Regions from separate parts of the Homo sapiens genome. Here region 2 is linked to region 1. A link is an interaction called in ENCODE POLR2A ChIA-PET data of the cell type or tissue named here. Cell type or tissue: CD4-positive, alpha-beta T cell. All regions are shown on one strand. Each heading gives the region's core, and the rest is flanking DNA. Links, peaks and the distances in the headings are about the cores only.

Evidence for each region. ChIA-PET counts read pairs that join two places held together with the same protein. Peaks named below come from ENCODE experiments on the same cell type or tissue, not always from the same donor. Only the 100,000 strongest peaks of a DNase experiment are listed, where the experiment ranks them.
Region 2: POLR2A ChIA-PET joins it to region 1 with 8 read pairs; 1 of 35 experiments calls an interaction of 5 or more read pairs at or near these places.

The regions. Positions count from the first base shown.
Region 1 is chr19:11,844,707-11,856,107 of GRCh38, reverse strand. It overlaps ZNF439 (zinc finger protein 439), which reads right to left and starts at 7,382. Exons shown (of 4, transcript NM_001348719.2): 1 at 7,178-7,382. The coding sequence starts at 7,240. In CD4-positive, alpha-beta T cell, for the core only: no CTCF peak of the experiment used is centred there; a DNase peak (open chromatin) is centred at 7,427; H3K4me3 peaks cover 1,342 bases.
Region 2 is chr19:11,239,208-11,247,207 of GRCh38, reverse strand. It overlaps DOCK6 (dedicator of cytokinesis 6), which reads left to right. Exons shown (of 48, transcript NM_020812.4): 8 at 1,330-1,396; 9 at 1,496-1,645; 10 at 3,326-3,406; 11 at 3,498-3,651; 12 at 3,823-3,950; 13 at 4,056-4,149; 14 at 5,001-5,163. It overlaps ANGPTL8 (angiopoietin like 8), which reads right to left and starts at 7,589. Exons shown (of 4, transcript NM_018687.7): 1 at 7,274-7,589; 2 at 6,912-7,073; 3 at 5,654-5,763; 4 at 5,265-5,548. The coding sequence starts at 7,570. The coding sequence ends at 5,521. RefSeq lists an enhancer at 2,917-3,727. In CD4-positive, alpha-beta T cell, for the core only: a CTCF peak has its summit at 3,782 (motif pointing left); a DNase peak (open chromatin) is centred at 3,697; H3K27me3 peaks cover 1,483 bases.

The sequences.
Region 1 (11,401 bases), core at 1,565-9,564:
GTTATGGAAATCCCTGGAAGAAGGACAATGGAAAGGTCCGGTGGATTTACTGACATGGGGATGAAGGTATGCTTGTGTTTCTACAGGAGATGGACACACCATGTGAGTGCCCTCAAGGTGCGTGCCACCATGGAACGGGAAACTGGAGGGACCCATGGTGGCCAACAATGGGCTTGGTCCCTCCGGTACAACCCATGAGCCAGCTGAGCCTGAGTGTGAAGACGGAGAGAAGGCTGACCGGAGTCACAACGACATCAACCCCCATAACCTGGGGACAACTCAAGAAAACCATGCAAGAAGCTGAGAAACTACTGGAGCGTCAGGGACAGGCAAAAACCCCTGATGCCATGTTCTTGGCCTGTCAGCCATAATGTCCTGTGCAGTATGTTTTCCCTGTACAGAGGTAAAAACATATTGGGCATATGTTCCCAATCCCCCAGCAGTACGGCCTATACTTTGGAGTGACGCTCTTTCTGAAATCTATCATGATCAGGGACCGTGGGCTCCAGGACCCCTAACTCCCCATGGCATAGAACAGTTAGACTCTTAGAACAATGTCATCAATTATACCACCCCACTAGAAGGACTCCCTTTGTGTATCACCACAGAGATGTCACTCAACAGTAGCTGTCTTATAATTCAAGCTCAAGCATGGTGGAATCACTATGGAAAAGTCATGTACTTATTATGTTTTGGTTCCATTAATGTAACTGGTGTGCTAACCAACCATTCCCGGCCCAGTCGCCCCACCTGTGCTGACTATATGGAATGGATTCCCTTCCATAGTTCCTACCCCCCTCCATGGACCCAGAGTCTTGGCCCATAGAAAACAATCTATGTTAACTGCAGACATTGTGGATTGGGGACCTAAAGGTCAACTACATGGAAAAGATGAAAATTAGAAATCATGGCACAAACTTGGCTGGCATTGGTGGTAAGCTTTTAATACTTCTTCTTTATACCACACCGGGATCCAATCCCAGTCTGCTGCCCAGATTGCTTGGTGTGGAGCAGGCTTTAGCTCACCTCTTCCTCAGTGGCATTATCCAGGCAGGCAAGGACCAATCCAAAAGACGTTATGGAAGGCAGCACCTTCATTTATGAATGGCAGCATCGGGGTTGGGATACTATCCAATAATAGCAATAGTAAGCAACACAGTTTTAATGCTACACTTGTAAAGAATATCACCACTCAGTTTACGGTTTGTGTTTTTAATCCTTATGTCTTTTTGGCAGCTAAGAAGGATTAGCTCCAGGTAAACAATACCCAATTGACCTGTAAATCTTGTCAGTTATATCACTACATTAATCATAGCACATTGCAAATACATAATATCTCTTTTTTTTTTTTGAGACAGAGCCTTGCTCTGTTGCCAAGCTTGAGTGCGGTGGCACGATCTCGGCTCACTGCAACCTCTGCCTCCTGGGTTCAAGCAATTCTCCTGCCTCAGCCTCCTGAGTAGCTGGGATTACAGGTGCCCGCCACCATGCCTGGCTAATTTTTGTATTTTTAGTAGAGACGGGGTTTCACCATGTTGGCCAGGCTGGTCTCGAACTCCTGACCTTGTAATCCACCTGCCTTGGCCTCCCAAAGTGCTGGGATTACAGGCGTGAGCCACTGTGCCTGGCCACAAACACATAATATCTCTACTTTGATGATTTTGGGTTGCATCCCTGGGCTATGGATTCCCATTAATCTGTCCAAGCCTTGGGCTGCCACCCCTGCTTTGCACTTTGTGAAACTTCTTCTAACTCAGCTTACTCATCGTGCCCGTAGAGCCTTAGGCATGATAATTTTGGCTATTGTTTCCTTGGTCACACCAAAAACTTCTGTTGTGATGTACTCCATCACTTTGCATAGTTCTATTCAAACAGTTCAGTACGTGCAGAACTGGATGCATACAGCCAACCAAGTGTGGCTACTTCATAATAGAATTAACACTGAGTTACAAACTGAAGTGGCAATGTTGAAATCCATAGTTCTATGGTTAGGGGAACAAGCACAAAGCTTACAATTGCAACAGCAATTGTGCTGTCATCTTAATGCCACTCATATTTGTGTAAACAACTTAGAATACAACCAAAGTGAGCATCCACGGGACCTTTGATATTGGTGAACTGCAAAACAAAATTCTTGACTTAAATAAGCAAACTCAAGAGTTTCAGCCTTCCTTAGAAGTCTGGAGTGAATTCCTGCAAGGCCTAGAGAGCCTCAATATTTGGACCAATCTAAAGCACTATATTAACATCTCATATATAGTTATTGGAATGATGTTGTTTAGTCTCTGTTTTTTGTTCATAGTCTGTAAAATCAGATGGACCGCCAATCAGAAAATGAGAGCTGCCCAACCTGGCCTTACATTCATTCAATTAATGCATAAACAGAAAGGGAGAGATGTTGGGAGCCCAAGGCCCAAAGGTTGTGACCAACTCAGCTTTCCACTGAAGGCTATATGATAAACAGTGAACTGTTTATCATGAATGCAGAATGTGGGCAAACTCACATCTGCTTCTGCTGCCAGAAGGTATACTGAGGACAATCACTCCCTGGTGCTGTGCTGCTTGAGGTTATCTACTGGGACATCTGGAGCCTATTGTTTGAAAAATGCAGTCATGCAGGCCTGCTCTAAATCAAGTAGCTGACCTACAACCACCCGCTTCTCTCTATCCCCTTTACTCAGTAAACATGAAGGGTGCTAGAAGCTCGGGGCCCACGTTCACTACAAGCAAGAAGCCCCCTGACCCCTTGTTCCAAACATATTCTTTTGCCTTTGTCTTTATTCCCGCATTCGTCCTCCTTTGTTCAATCCAGTAGGGTCCGTGGTACCTAACGACCCTGAAATCAAATTGAAATACAACTCTTGAAAATTACTAATTTAGGCCAGGCGTGGTGGCTCACACCTGTAATCCCAGCACTTTTGAGAGTCCAAGGCAGGTGGATCACGAGGTCAAGAGTTCGAGACCAGCCTGGCCAACATGGTGAAACCAAGTCTCTACTAAAAATACAAAAATTAGCCAGGCGTGGTGGCAGGCGCCTGTAATCCCAGCTTCTCAGGAGGCTGAGGCAGGAGAATCGCTTGAAACTGGAAGGCAGGGGTTGCAGTGAGCCGAGATTGCACCACTGCACACCACCCTGGGCAACAAGAGTGAAACTTCGTCTCAAAAAAAATAAATAAATAAAATTACTAATTTATAGAAAAATGAAATTTATGCTTAATCAGGCACAGTCCACCAATTAACCTCTGATTACATAACTAGAAATTTTCTACCTATATAGGCTGTTGGAAGAAGTAAGTCAGGCCAGCCATGGTGGCTCACACCTGTAATCCCGCCACTTTGGGAGGCCAAGGTGGGTGGACCACTTGAGGACAGGAGTTGGAGACCAGCCTGGCCAATGTGATAAAACCCTGTCTTTACTAAAAATACAAAAATTAGCCGAGTATGGTGGCATGTACCTGTAATCCCAGCTACTTGGGAGGCTAAGGCAGGAGAATTACTTGAACCTAGGAGGTGGAGGCTGCAGTGAGCTGAGATTGCACCACTGCACTCCAGCCTAGACGACAGAGTGAGACCCCGTCTCAAGACAAACAAACAAACAAAAACAACCAAGTAATTCAAATATTTAAGCTGGTGCATCTCTAAACTGTCTTGAAGCAATGTGATCATGGGGTTGAGTCACATGACACACAGCTTTCAAATAGCCAGCTGGAACACCTCTTTCCTTGATTACAGATTCGCCTTCCTTCTTACCTATACTGTTTTATAAAATGTTGTAAATGACTGAAGGGAAACAGGAAAGACCCTTTCCCTCTTTGCTATTTTTAATTTATTTAATATGATTTTTCACAATTGAGATGGGGGGTCTCACTATGTTGCCCAGGCTTGAACTCCTGAGATCAAGCCATCCACCTGCCTCAGCCTCCCAAAGTGCTGGGGTTACAGGTGTGAGCCATCCCACTGGGCCCCTCTTCACTACTGATCTCTGTAGTAGACTAACTTCCCTCTTAACTTTCTCACACAAAGACTTCATGGCTATCACATTGTCTTCAGTTGGAATGTTGAATTCACTCTTTTAAATTGAAAAGGAAATAAAAACCAGCTAGAAAGAAAAGAAAACAAGCTCTGGGGGAAAAAAGCAAACGATAACAAATTAAGTTGTTAGCCAGGTGCACTGGCTAACGCCTGCAATCCCAAGACTTGTGGAGGCCAAAGAAGGAGGACTGTTTGAGGCCAGGAGCTAGAGACAAGCCTGGGCAATGTATCGAGACCCCACCTCCATAAAAAATTAAAAATTACCCAGGTGTGGTAGTGGGCGACTATAGTCTCAGCTACTTGGGAGGCGGAGGTGCTCAAGATGGGGAAGTCAAGGCTGCAGTAAGCCGTGATGGCACCACTGCTCCAGCCTGGGCCACAGAGCAAGACATTGCCTCAAAAAAAAAAAAAAATTAAATTATTGTACCTCATACATCAGCCTTCTATGGAAAATGTAATCCTATTATATTTATTTGCCGTTTCCCTATATAAGTGTTAGGGAAGCAGGTGCCTAGGGGAGCCAGAGAAAGACCAACCAGCTCCATCTTGAGACTAACAAGAAACACTCCTTGCCAGTCACAACCCATAGTCATAAAATGTTTCCCATGAAGAAAACAGCCTGAAGATGCCTGCAAGTATCCTTACACTCCCACAACGACAGAATGTCCCGATGTCCCAATACCCCAATACCCATAATATGTGCTTTCAAGGTAATTATAGTTATGCTTTAATGCACTTGTGCACTAAAATGTAAAGGATAGTTTTCTTTAAATCAACAGAGTAATAAATTTTGTGATGCTGTCAGCCCACATGCAGGTAGGCACAGCTTAGTTTATTCTTTACATAGACAAGATCCCTACATAAGAAAAACTTAAGACAGTACATTCCTCCTCTTGCTGTATGAGGATGCCCTACTCTGTAACAGAGAAGCTTTCTTTCTTCTTCTTCTTCTTTTTTATTTTTTTAAATAGAGACAGGGTCTCGCTGTGTTGGCCAGGTTGGTCTTCAACTCTTTTTTGTTTGTTTGTTTTGTTTTTGTTTTTTGAGATGGGGTCTCACTCTGTTACCCAGGCTGGAGTGCAGTGGCGCATCCTCGGCTGGGCTGCAACCTCTGCCTCCCAGGTTCAAGTGATTGTCCCACCTCAGCCTCCTGAGTAACTGAGACTACAGGCACAGGCCACCACATCCGGCTAATTTTTCTTATTTTTGGAAGAGACGGGGTTTCGCTAAGTTGCCCAGGCTGGTCTCGAACTCCTGAGCTCAAGTGATCCTCTCGCCTGGGCCTCCCAAAGTGCTTGGATTACAGGCCTAAGCCATCATGCTGGCCCAGAGTAGCTTTCAATAAACTCTCTTCGCACTGCACTTTGTGACTCGTCTTGAATTCCTTCCTGTGTGAGATCCAAGAACTCTCTTGGGGTCTGATCAGGACCTCTTTTTTCAGTAATATAAGCAAGAACATAACTTCCAATTTTGGAGTACTGAGTCCATTTTTCTGGAGTCTGTGTTTTGGTCATTGCTATCTTTCTGCTTGAATAAACTCTTCCAACTGAAATCTGAACCTTTTGATTATTTCCGGTTGACAAGTCCAAATAAGGCGACTGCATCTCTGCAACCAATCAAGCATTTATCTGGTTTGTCTCCTCATGTACCTTATAAAAGCCTAGCCTTAAACATGTAAAACAAAAATAAAAACATATCTTCTGGCATGGCGATGTGGCTCACATCTGTAATCCCAGCACTTTGGGAGGCCGAGGGGGGTGGATCACTTGAGGTCAGGAGTTTGAGAACAGCCTGGCCAACATGGTGAAACCCCATCTCTACTAAAAATACAACAATTAGCTGGGGGTGGTGGTGCGTGCCTGTAATCCCAGCTACTCAGGAGGCTGAGGCAGGAGAATCCCTTGAACCCAGAAGGCAGAGGTTGCAGTGAGCCGAGATCGAGCCATTGCACACCAGCCTGGGCGACAGAAGGAGACTCCGTCTCAAACAAAAACAAAAACAAACAAAGTACCTTCCCAGCTAAGTGAAGTGACTGGCTCTTGGCCAAGGGAACCCCCAAAACACCCTGAAAATTGAGTGCCTCTGTATGACAGGATGGGAGGTGAGACAGGTCTCCTTATACCCTCTCCCTTTAGGAGTTTACATGCAGCAACTGACGCACATTCATGTAAAAACAGACATTCTCTGACTGGAAAAACAGACTCCTTGTGGCAACAAGATACCAAATTACAAACAAGACCTAAGGCCACGCAAGGCAAAGGTAAAGTTACGTCTTAGAATTCATAAAATCTAGAGAAACAGGACTGTTTTTTGGCTGGGATGGAATGAAGTGGCAGATAACAGACCCCCTTCCTTCAGCATTCCTTCCTACCTCCTCCAAACTTTAGACAAAGCTTCACACTCTCAACCAGCTGCCACCTACAGAATCCCTCAACCACCTGTGCCTCCTAACCCCCCTTCCACAGGTCCCACCCTTTCTGCCAATGGAATTTACACCTTCCAGCCTTGATCCATCATTTTCCCTGCAATTCCTGTCTCTCTGAAATGAATAAAACCAAACTGTCCTGAGCCGCCTCCGGACCACTTACTCCAGGCTGCTTGGGGTTGTGTTTCCCTCGGCCAAGGTCTCTCCTACTCGGCTCTGAATACACTTCTGTATTTTACATAGTCTGTTTTTTTTCCGTTGACAAACCACAAGCCAGGACCGGGTGTTTCTCATTCGTGAATGGCTGTTTCCTCAAATGAACTTTTTGTTAACGTACCTCAGTATAATTTTTAACAGGAGAAAGTGGAGGCTGTGGGCCCCACAGACCGCTGCTCCTCCTACGGACGAAATCCACACCCGAGTCGAAATCCGCGCATGACCCTCCCGTGGCCCCCGCACAAGCTGGGGCGTCGGGCTGCGGGCGCGGAGCTGCACAAAAGGGCTTCGGGGCCAAGGCCGCAGTCGACGGGCAGGGACGGGACAGGACGCCCGGAGTCCCGGCTGCCGGCCCACCCACATCCAGCGGCCGCGGGGACCGAGGGCCGAGCAGCTCTAGGAGGACTCGGTCCCAGACCCCGGAGTCGCCCACAGGGAGGCCCGGGTCCCGCCAGTTCCAGGCAGCCCCTCCCCCATCGCACCACTCCCGGCCAGCACACGCACCATTTCCCGGCTTTCAGATGTACCGGGGTCCTCTCTACAGCTCCTGTGAGTAAAGCAGGGCATAGCGCAGGTGACAGAGCGACAGAAATCTGGGTAGAGGCACTAGGTCCCTCTCGGGGCTGGAAAGGCCAGATCCCAACCGCCGCCCTCGCAGCGACAAAGGTGACGGCAGGAATGCAACATCCTCCGTGCCTGGATGCACAGTGGGCAGGGCCCCGAGCCAGTGCCTCTGATTGGATGGAATGTTCGGCCCCGCCCCCCACGTCTAAGTGACAGCGGAAGCCCTGGGTATCAGGCCCTGCGGAGCCAGACTGACAGATTCTAGCAACAGCTTCTCTAAGCTTACACGAGCTGCTTCCTGCACTCGGGTTATTGGATAGTTGCATTTCAGCCAAACTTGCTATTGTTAGAAGAGAACACTAGCGTCTTCCTCACTCAAAGGACTGTCCCCGCTCCTTCGTTCTGCACGGGGTCACAGGAGTGTGCAGGGAATTTCAGACTCAGTGTCCACAGGAGCCATCTCCTGCCTCAGAGCAGCAGGGGAACCGAGACCAGGCCAGGCAAGACTGCACCAGGAGGAGAGGCATATTTCCTCGAGCGGGCCGGAATTGGGGATGAGGCATGGCCAAGACTTGCTCACACACCCCCATCCCCTCCTCACAGTATGAAAATGCTCCGTCCTTCCAGATCTTCATTTTCACCTGCAGGAAACTCTCACCTGGGGTTAAGCTTCGGACCTAAATAAACTGTCAACCTCATAAACCTTTTATCCAGGTGACGCCACCAAACAATTGTGTCTCTAGCCTGATTTTCACACATTTTCTTTATATATACAAATAACTCTGACTCCAGCGACCCCATGTATGTCAAACCCCAAACCCTGCCCAGAAGACAGCCCCAGGCTCCAGAGGTACAACACCAGAAAGGACAGAACCCCACAAATGCGTCTGCACGAAGGTCTTCTGCTTTCCAGGGCCCTACAGCTTCTCGGAATCCACACTCCTTCTGGAGCTGCTCTGAGCAGCTGGAGGCCACCTGTAGGGGAGGGCGGGCTGCCCAGGAAGCCCCCAGGAAAAGCTCCTTTCCCTTCCTTTGCAGGCTCCAGACTGGCCTCAGCGTGGAGTCACTGGCCTCGGGCTCTGCTGCCCCTGCAGGTTATTCAGCTACTTCTCACCCCATTGATCAGTTCCATGACACAAACACCCTCAATCCCATTGTGTGAATAAGACACCAGCAGAGTCCCTGCTCTCCTCCTATGTTTATGTATAAAGTGGGGAAGGAAAATTCTAAGATAACTTAAGTACATTTAAAAGACTTCCAGATCGCGGTGGAGGTGGCAGCGGAGGGACCCACGGTCACTGACACTGCAGCACCTCCAGGCCTGTCTGGTCAGAGAAAGGGTGGAAAGCTGGAGATGGATGTGGATACGTGGAGGGAGCAGCCCTGGGAACTGGGCTCTGCAGCAGCGCGGCTCTAGGGCCTGGAGCCCGGGAGAGCACAGATGGGGGCTCCTGGGACAGGATGCTCAAAGAAGAGTCAGGTGGCTTCCATGAAATGGGGTGCTATGGCAGCTGGTGAGGGCCTGTGGCTATCATAATTTGGGACGTGAAAACTTGGATTCCGTGGGAATTTATGAAGAGGAAGGCTCTGATGACAAAGAAGTCATCGATGAGGAGGGGGATGAGGGTCACTGGCAAGCTCGCTTCCTTATGGAAAGAAAAGTGAACACCCAACTACTGCTGCAAAATGGGGTGAAAGGATGAGACTCTCACTGTCAGGGAATAAACTGCTGCAGAACTCTTAGAGATTGCAAAGACCTTTCAACAACAGCCTGGGAGGCCGGGTGCCATGGCTTACACCTGCAATCCCAACATTTTAGGAGGCCAAAGTGGGAGGATCACTTGAAGCCCGAAGTTGAAGACCACCCTGAGCAGTGAAGTGAGACACTCCCATCTCCATAATTTTTTTTTTATTAGCCTGGAGAGGTGGTGTGTACCCTTAGTCTCAGCTACTCAGGAGCCTGAGGCAGGAGGATTACTCGAGCCCCAAAGTTTGAGGCTGCTGTGAGCTTTGATCAGGCTACTGTACTTCAGCAAGACACGGTCTCAAAAAAAAAAAAATCCCACCAAATTCCCTGGGGAAACCCTGACCCCCTTGGATGGTCTAATTGTAAAACACAGAGGGTGGTGACGTTTCCTTATGGACTGGATCATTCTAGCCATGTAAGAGGCTTGGACTACTGAGGATTTACCAGGCGGATGACCTCCTTGCTGTCAATGTAAAAGGCCCCTGGTGAAACCATCCCTTTAAACTTTATCAAATTCATCAGGGAGGAAGGGAGGAGGAAAACTTAAACCAAGCTGGCAGCACCTTCAGCATTAATCATTAAGTCAGCTTGTTCTCTGACCTTCCTCATATTTGTTTCATACCTAGTGTCCTAGAATCCCACAGACCCTAAATGATAGTTCCCGTTAACTGCTCTATAGACATCAACTTGAACATTAGATGTTCTCCCTTTGAATTTCCATTCGAAATATTTCCTTTTCAGGGCTGGGTGCATTGGTTCATGACTGTAATCTCAGCACTTTGGGAGGCTGAGGTTGGGGAATCACTTGAGCCTGGGCGTTCAAGAACAGCCTGGAAAATACAGTGAGACTCCATCTGTACAAAAAAATTTATAAACAATTGGGCATGGTGGCATGTGCCTTTATTCCCTGCTACTTGGGAGGCTGAGGCAGGAGGATCCCTTGATCCCAGGAGTTTCTGCAGTGAGCTATATGATCCCACCACTGCACTCCAGCCTGGGAAACAGAACCACACTATGTCTCTTAAAAAACAAAAAAGAAAAAAGAAATCCAGACATTTGTTGGTCTTTGGATTATTGGAGAGCATTTATCTGACACTTAGCCCAAAGTTTGATACCAATATATAGAATTATTAGAAAGGGGCACTTTGAGACTGGGACACAGCTCTGCAGGAAGCTTTCGACAGGTTAATGTGTTAGTATGCTGCCATACTAACTTCAGCAAGACCTGGTCTCAAAAAAAAAAAAAAATCCCACAAAACTCTCTGGGAAAACCCTGACAACCCTTGGATGGTCCAATTATAAAACACAGCAGGTAGTGATATTTCCCTATGGACTGGATCACAAGCCTCAGGCACACCTTTAGAGGGTAGAGCTGTGAGTTGGGATGATACAGCTGCTGCTGCAGGTACAAATTGGGCCTTATGGCAAACACAGTGTGGTAAATCAGTTCCTTTAGGATTTTGGTTGTAATTATGTCATAGAGATGAAACCAGACACTCTTGAAGTGAACAAGTGCTGGCAGTATATGATGCTCTCAAGTAGGTAGAATCCTTAAAAAAGAACCTTTCTATGACTGTGAGAATGGGATTACCATGCTCGGCTAATTTTTTGTATTTTTAGTAAAGACAGGGTTTCAACATGCTGTCCAGGCTGGTCTTGAACTCCTGAGCTCAAGTGATCCACCCGCCTCAGCCTCCCAAAGTGCTGGGATTACAGGTGTGAGCCACTGTGCCAGGCCTCCCACTAAGTTTCTTTCATTTGGCCTGGCACAGTTTCTCACGCCTTAATCTCAGCACTTTGGGTGAGCGAGGCGGGTAGATCGCTTGAGCCCAAAATCTTGGGCTATGACCACCCTGGGCAACATAGTAAGACCTAGTTTCTATTTACTTTTATTAAAAAAGAGAATATATATATATACACACACATATAAAAGAGGCCGAGCACAGTGGTTCACACCTGTAATCTTAGCGCTTTGGGAGGCCAAGGCAGGTGGATCACCTGAGGTCAAGAGTTCGAGACCAAGCTGGCCAACATGGTGAAACCCCGTCTGTAACTAACAAAACGAAAATTATCCAGGCGTGGTGGTGCACACCTGTAATCCAAGCTACTCGGGAGGCTGACGCAGGAGAATCACTTGAACCCAGGAGGCAGAAGTTGCAGTGACCCGATATCGTGCCATTGCACTCCAGCCTGGGCAACAAGAGCAAAAACTCCATTTCAAAAACAGAGAGAGAGAGAGAGAGAAAGGAAGTTTCTTTAACTCCCTAGTTGTTATGGGCTATCACTACTATCACCAGCAGTTGCCTATGAAGCAAAACCTATTCTCACAATGGGTCCAAGAGGAAAAGTAGAAGACTTGGAGACATTCCAGGTAGATCCAAATGCAGCACTTGTACGACAGTATATGGTTAATGTGA
Region 2 (8,000 bases), core at 1-8,000, 610 kb after region 1:
CTGAGGCGGGAGAATCTCTTGACCCGGAGGGCAGAGGTTTCAGTGAGCCGAGATTGTGCCACTGCACTCCAGCCTCAAACAAACAAAGAAACAAAAATAAAACATTTATGAAGTCCCTACTGTATACAGGACACATAACCATGCGATGACCACACAGAGCCGGGATAAGCGATGCTGAAAGTGCCTAGAGTCCTGGAGGAGTCCCCTGGCCCAGCTTGAGGGGTGCGAGCGGGTATCTGGGACAGCTTCCCTTGCAGGGGGACGTGTACATGGAGACCCAGTGAGGAAGAGGAGCTGGCTGAATAGAGAGGATGGAAGGGGTGTAACGGGGAGTGCTCAGTGTTTCAGTTTGGAGGTGCGTGGTGAGCGGAGGCCAGCAAGGTGGAGTAAGACAGGGAAGGACTTTTATGGTGGCCGTTCAGGTGAGCGAGATGGGAACTCCGTGCAGAGTGACAATGGCGGCAGATGACACCCCAGAAAGGAGGGATGGGGAAACCCGGAAGTTGAGAATTTCAAGATGTGGGGATTGTTGAGCCCAAAACTGCCCCCATGCCAACGGAACAAGGGCCGTGGTTGCAGGGAGGAGGAGCTCTGTGTGAGTTACTTACTGAGGGTGTAGGGAGGGGGAAAAAAACTTCAGTGTCGGCGGGGCGCGGTGGCTCACGCCTGTAATCCCACCACTTTGGGAGGCTGAGGCGGGTGGGACCAGCCTGGCCAACATGGTGAAATCCCACCACGCACTTCAGCCTGGGCAACAGGGGAGACTCTGTCTAAAAAAATAAAATAAAAAATTCACAGCAAGCCGGGGACGTGATGGCTCATGCCTATTATCCCAGCACTTTGGGAGGCAGAGGCGGGGGCATCACTTGAGCCCAAGAGTTTGAGACCAGCCTGGGCAACACAGCGAGACCCCGTCTCTATATAATAAATAAATACATACATAGAAACCCTGTCTCTACTAAAAACACAAAAAATTAGCTGGGCATGGTGGCACGTGCCTGTAGTCCCAGCTACTCAGGAGGCTGAGGCAGGAGAATTGCTTAAACCCGGGAGGCAGAGGTTGCAGTGAGCCGAGATCGCACCACTCCACTCCAGCCTGGGCAACAGAGCGAGACTCTGTCTCAAAAAAAAAAAAACCAACAAAAAACTTCAGTGCCTCAGTTTCCCCTTTTGCAAAATGAGATGTACCTTTTCTGCAAGCCCTTAAGTGGCGGTTCCATGTGGCCCAGTGGGAGTCAGATGCCCCCCACCTTGGGCCTCAAGAGGGAGTGGGGTGTGTGGACAGCGGGAAGTGTTAAGGAGAGCCCCCTCCCTCCCATTTACTTGTAGGTTCGAGATTGAAATTGAGCCCATCTTTGGGATCTTGGCTCTGTATGATGTGCGGGAGAAAAAGAAGGTAGGAGGCCCTTTTTTCTCTTTCCTCCCCTTCCTTCTCCTTGTTGGGGGGCTGTGGGCTTCCCAGAGGTGGTGGCCCAGCTGCCTCTGGTGTCCCCAGATCTCGGAGAACTTCTACTTCGACCTGAACTCGGACTCCATGAAGGGGCTGCTTCGGGCTCATGGCACCCACCCTGCCATCTCCACCCTGGCCCGCTCTGCCATCTTCTCTGTGACCTACCCCTCACCTGACATCTTCCTGGTCATCAAGGTGCCTGCTGGGGCTGGGCAAGGGGGTGGTAATGGCGAATGTCACTGATTTAGTCCCTGCCTTCACAGAATGAGACAGATACATCACCAAGAAGGGTAATCAGGGCTGTTGTGGGGGAAACACAGGCAGGGAGGAGGCCCCTGATCCAACTCAGGTGGGGAGAAATCACCAAGGGCTTCCAGGGAGAGGCGACAGTTGAGCTGATAACTATACGTGGGCAGCCTGGGGAGAAAAGCCATCCCTAGGCACATGTGACAGGCTGGGGTCCTCGGAGGTGGGTGAGATGCTGTTGGGAAGTTTGTGGACAGATGAAAGACATAGTTGGCACCCTCATTTGAGATTTTCTGTTTCTGGGAGGGAGGTCAAATTTCTTTTCTCAAAACCTTCTATTAGTTTGCAATGATGAAATGAATCCAGTATCCACAGGCAGGTGCTGCTATGGTCACGCTTCACAGGGATCCCTCCTTCAGTCCTCACCACAGGGCCTAAGGTGGAGGGGTGCCATGGTTCCCATTTTCCAGATGGGGAAACTGAGGCACAGAGTGGATAGGGTCCCACTGCCCAGGGTCCCACAGCCCCTGAGTGGTCAGGATTGGAGTCTAGGCCTCATGGCTCAGAGCCATGCCCAGAGTGGCCTCTATTTACACTAACAAAGAAAAATGTAGGGAAGGCCAGGCACAGTGACTCACAACTGTAATCCTAGCACTTTGGGAGGCTGAGGCGGGAGGATCGCTTTAGCCCAGGAGTTTGAGACCAACCTTGCCAACATGGTGAAACCCATTCTCTACTAAAAACACAAAAATTGGCTGGGCGCGGTGGCTCACGCCTGTAATCCCAGCACTTTGGGAGGCCGAGGCAGGCAGATCACCTGAAGTTGGGAGTTCCAGACCAGCCTGACCAATGGTGAAACCTCGTCTCTACTAAAAATACAAAAATTAGCGGGACGTAGTAGCAGGCGCTTGTAGTCCCAGCTACTTGGGAGGCTGAGGCAGGAGAATTGCTTGAACCCGGGAGGCAGAGGTTGCAGTGAGCCGAGATTGTGCCATTGCACTTCCGTCTGGGTGACAGAGCGAGACCCCATCTCAAAAAAAAAAAAAAAAAAAAAAAAAAAGCCAGGTGTGGTGGGTCATGCCTGTAATCCCAGCTACTCAGGAGGCTGAGGCAGGAGAATTGCTTAAACTCAGGAGGCAGAGGTTGCAGTGAGCTGAGATCCCATCACGCACTTCAGCCTGGGCAACAGGGAGACTCTGTCTAAAAAAAAAAATTCACAGCAAGCCTGTTATCCCAGCACTTTGGGAGGCAGAGGCAGGGGCATCACTTGAGCCCAAGAGTTTGAGACCAGCCTAGGCAACATAGCGAGACCCCTGTCTCTATATAATACATACATACATACATACATAAATGTAAATAAATAAGTAAATTTAGGGAAAATATCACCAGCTAAAGGTAGGCTTGGAGGTTAGGGGTAGATCTGAAGAATGGGAGGGAGTAGCCACCAGGCAGGCCAACACTAACCCTTGATCCCAAGGACAGCGGGAGCCATGGGAGGTGTTGGAGCAAAGGCCTTCATATGTTAGGAGTGTCCGAGGGCCCATGAGGGGTCCAGGAGGCTGGGGAGCCAGCACGGGGGAACAGAGCGTTCGGGCAGCGCCTCACTGGATTCATTCATCTGCCCCGCAGTTGGAGAAGGTGCTTCAGCAAGGGGACATCAGTGAGTGCTGTGAGCCTTACATGGTGTTGAAAGAAGTGGACACAGCCAAGGTAAGCGTGTGGAGGCTGGACTAGGGGCAACAGATCCCTGACTCAGCAGGGCTAGGATGCTGAGCTGGCAGGGGACGGGGTCTCCCCACAGAACAAAGAGAAGCTAGAGAAGCTGCGCCTGGCGGCCGAGCAGTTCTGCACCCGCCTGGGCCGCTACCGCATGCCCTTCGCCTGGACGGCCGTGCACTTGGCCAACATCGTGAGCAGCGCTGGGCAGCTGGACCGGGACTCTGACTCGGAGGGCGGTGAGGAGGCGGGGCTAACAGGCTTGGGGCGGGGCTAAAGGGTGGTGCTGACAGGCCTGGGGCGGGGCTACGGGGCGAGGGGGTGCGCCCTCTGCTGGCCGAACTGTGCCGCCCCTGAGTCTCCCTGTTTCATCTTGGTCCCCCTTTTGTCATTGTCATTCCCTCCCCTAGAGCGCCGGCCAGCCTGGACAGACCGCCGCCGTCGGGGGCCCCAGGACCGGGCGAGTAGTGGGGACGACGCCTGCAGCTTCTCTGGCTTCCGTCCAGCCACGCTAACTGTCACAAACTTCTTTAAGCAGGTGTCCTACCCTGGGGCCAGGGACTCTCCCACTCCCCGCTGGCTGCATTAGCCCTGGGGACCCCTAGCCCCCTGGCCCAGGCTGACGGGAGTGGGTCCCATGTAGGAGGCTGAGCGACTCAGTGACGAGGACCTCTTCAAGTTCCTGGCTGACATGAGGCGCCCGTCGTCCCTGCTGCGGCGACTACGTCCTGTGACTGGTGCGTGGCACACCCCATACACAAGAAGTATCACTCTCACTCAGCCACTCAACAAACCTACACTGAGAGCACCTACTGTGCCAGGGGCATCAGAGACCCAACGATGACCATGATGGACAAATCCCTGACCTCAGGGGCTGGCTACAGCTTCTAATGGGGACCATAGACAAGAAGCAGAATAAATAAGATGGATACAGCGTCAATAGGTGGTTAATGGCAGCGGGGCAGGCAGGGGTCCTGGGGGCAGAGTTGATCAAATGTAGGGGTAAGGCTGGGGTGCAGTGGCTCAAGTCTGTAACGCCAACACTTTGGGAGGCTGAGGCAGGAGGATGATTGTTTGAGCCCAGGAGCTCAAGACCAGCCTGGGGGCCAGGTGTGATGGCTCATACCTGTAATGCCAGCACTTTGGGAGGCCGAGGCGGGCAGATCACTTGAGGTCAGGAGTTTGAGACCAGCCTGGCCAACATGGTGAAATTCCATCTCTACTAAAAATACAAAAATTCACCAGGTGTGGTGGCACACACCTGTAATCCCAGCTACCTGGGAGGCTGAGGCAGGAGAATCACTTGAACTGGGGAGGCAGAGGTTGCAGTGAGCCGAGATCGCCCCACTGCACTCCAGCCTGAGCAACAGAGTGACTCCACTTAAAAAAAAGAAAAACAAAAACGAAAAAAAATTTAGGGTGACAGACAGCAGAGTTGAGGGCAATTTCTGGCCTTGGCGCCTGAGGGACACAGCCCCCAGTCCCCAGAGAACATCATGGGAGAGTCTGCCCTGACTACACAGCCCAGAAAGGGTGGGCTGAGCCAGGAGGCTCCCAGGCAGGTGCAAACCGGTTCTTCCCTTCCCAGCCCAGCTCAAGATCGACATTTCTCCGGCTCCTGAAAATCCCCACTTCTGCCTCTCCCCTGAGCTGCTTCATATCAAGCCCTACCCGGACCCCAGGGGCCGGCCCACCAAGGAGATTCTGGAGTTCCCCGCCCGCGAAGTCTATGCCCCCCATACCAGCTACAGGTACGGCCTCTGGGGCCCAGCTGGGCACTTGAATGGGAGGTATTCATACATCATGCTGGGTGGGGTCTCCCTAAGCCAAGGACACACACAGACACCCTGGGTGAGATGCCACGACTCTGCTTTAATGAGGGGTGTGTAGGCATGAAAGGGTACATGTCCTTCCTCCACCCCTCCCCAATGGGGCTACATCCTCTGCCTTTGTCCCCGCCTGCGTCTGTCTCTGCTCTGTGCTCAGAAGTGGGGCCCGGCGCCCTGGCTGATCCCAGTGAACAGGCAGCTCCTCCCTGCACAGGGGCCTCACGGGGCGTGGAAGTGTTCCTTGCAGCATGATTGGTCCTCAGTTCCATCCAGGCAGATTCAGGCTGGGAGCGCCGCTGTGTGGAGTCTGGGGAGGGAGATGTGGCTCAGCCCAGGTGAGGGGGCCCCTTTCCAGCTGCCCTGTGCGCCCCCCATCCAACTGCCCTGCCTGCCAAACCCCTGCCAGGCTCACCTCTCCTGGATCTGTCGCAGCCGATGCTGCTGTGCCACCATCTCCCGCCTCTGCCGCTGCACGTGGCCTGTGAGGGCCCATAGGATGTGGCTCTGCTTGTCAGCGTGAGCCTGTGGGGGTCAGAATGGAAACCTCAGCCGACAGCCACCTCACCTCCCATCCCCTGACCCTCTGCCCCAGCCCCTCATTGTATCTGTGTGACCCAGCAAGTCAACAATGCTCTTTGGCCTCAGTTTCCCCATCTGTAAAATGGGGATAAAATAGGACTCACTTCATGGGGAGGTGATGAACATCCTATGGATTTTTTTTTTTTTTTGAGTCTCTCTCTGTCACCCAGGCTGAGTGCAATGACACGATCTCAGCTCACTGCAACCTCCACCTCCCAGGTTCAAGCGATTCTCCTACCTAAGCCTCCTGAGTAGCTGGGACTACAGGCATGTGCCACCACGCCCAGCTAATTTTTTGTATTTTTAGTAGAGACGGGGTTTCACCATGTTGGCCAGGGTGGTCTCGAACTCCTGACCTTAAGTGTTCCACCCACCTTAGCTACCCAAAGTGCTGGGATTACAGGCATGAGCCACCATGCCCGGCCATCATATGGATTATTAAAGGGCATAGAACAGTGCTGGGTACTTACTGGGTGCTCACAAAATGTTACCAGTTTCTCTAGTAGTAAGAATTTATTGGCCAGGTGTAGTGGCTCACACCTGTAATCCCAGCACTTTGGGAAACCGAGGCAGGCAGATCCCTTGAGGTCAGGAGTTCGAGACCAGCCTGGCCAACATGGTGAAATCCCATCTCTACTAAAAAATACAAAAATTAGCTGGTGCACCTGTAATTCCAGCTACTCAGGAGGCTGAGGCAGGAGAATCACTTGAACCTAGGAGGTGGAGGTTGCAGTGAGCCAAGATCACACCACTGCACTCCAGCCTGGGCAACAGTGAGACTCTGTCTCAAAAAAAAAAAAAAAAAGAATTTATTGAGCACCAACTGTGTGCCCGCCCCATGCTGAATATTTTACCTGCATTGAGTACCTGGCCCTACTGTGAGATATCAGGTGTTGCCCTTATTTGCAACTGAGGCACACAAAAGGGAAACTGAGGCACACAAAAGGACTTGAGTTTTGTCTGGGGACATGCAGGGTAGAGGCCACAGAGCTGGGAGGCTGATCTGGGAGGTCTTTGGGACTCAAGGTGCAGAAGCGAGTTCTGGCCGGAAATCAGGGTCTCAGCCCACTAGGGTTGGGGGAGCTCCTTACCTTTAAGACCTCAAATTCTCGGTAGGCAGGGCCCAGCCAGGCGCTCCTCAGCTGGACTTCTAGCCGCTGCACGCTGTCCCGTAGCACCTTCTGTGCCTGGGCCACCTCCCCCAGCACCTCAGCTGTGGCCTCTGCCTGCAGCTGCAGAATATCCTCCTCCATCTGCTTAATAAACAGTGGGTCACTAGTAGGATGTCCAACTCATCTTTGTGTACCTAAGGACTTGCCTGAGTTTATCGCTGAAAATCTTGTATCCCAGGAATCCCTTCAGTCCTGGGCAAACCAGGATGGTTGGTTACCCTAGACACGAACTCCTCTTTGGACTCCTGGCCACCCCACAGTGTCGCAGCTACGGTGCCCACCTGAGTCTCCAACAGGCTTGCCCGAAGTTCCTGGGCTGCATCCCGGCCCCGGCTGACCTCCTGCCCCAGGAGTTCTATTGTGCGGCCATAGAGACCCAGGCTGTTCCTGGCCTTTGTCAGCCGTCCCTCCGTGGTCCTGTACACACCGTTGAGGGCCTGGCCCAGCTGCAGGGTCCCATGGAAGAGCAGGGTCAGCTCCTCATGCTGTGCCAGTTCTGGGCCGCCCATGGGGGCCGCTGAGGCAGGCCGGGTCACCATTGCCAGGGCCCAGAGCAGGCACAGAGCAGGCACTGGCATGACTGAGGGTCTAAGGTATAGCCACAGCACTGTCACTGAAGCCTTTTATGCCTCATACCCCCACTGATCCCCAGTCAATCGTTAACTGGCCGACCTGGTGCCCCGCATTGCACAAGGGCCTGGCAGTGGTGCGATAGTTGCATCAGGCGAATGTCCGGCTAGGCCACGCCGGGATCACGCTTCCTGGGGCTCAGGGCCAGGTGTGGGTGGGGGGCATTGGGAGAGGACGGGCCCCAGACCCTGCTGGGAGTTCCTGAGACTCACCATGCTGAGCCTGTTTCTCCATCTATGAATAGGCATCGCAATGATGATGGTAATAACAGTAAAGATTTTATAAGCATTGATGGTTTGCCCTGAGCTGTTTGACCTGCCATTACAATATCTGCTCTTGTTCCCCTCCCACATACTTGCCACGTGGGGGCTTTTATTG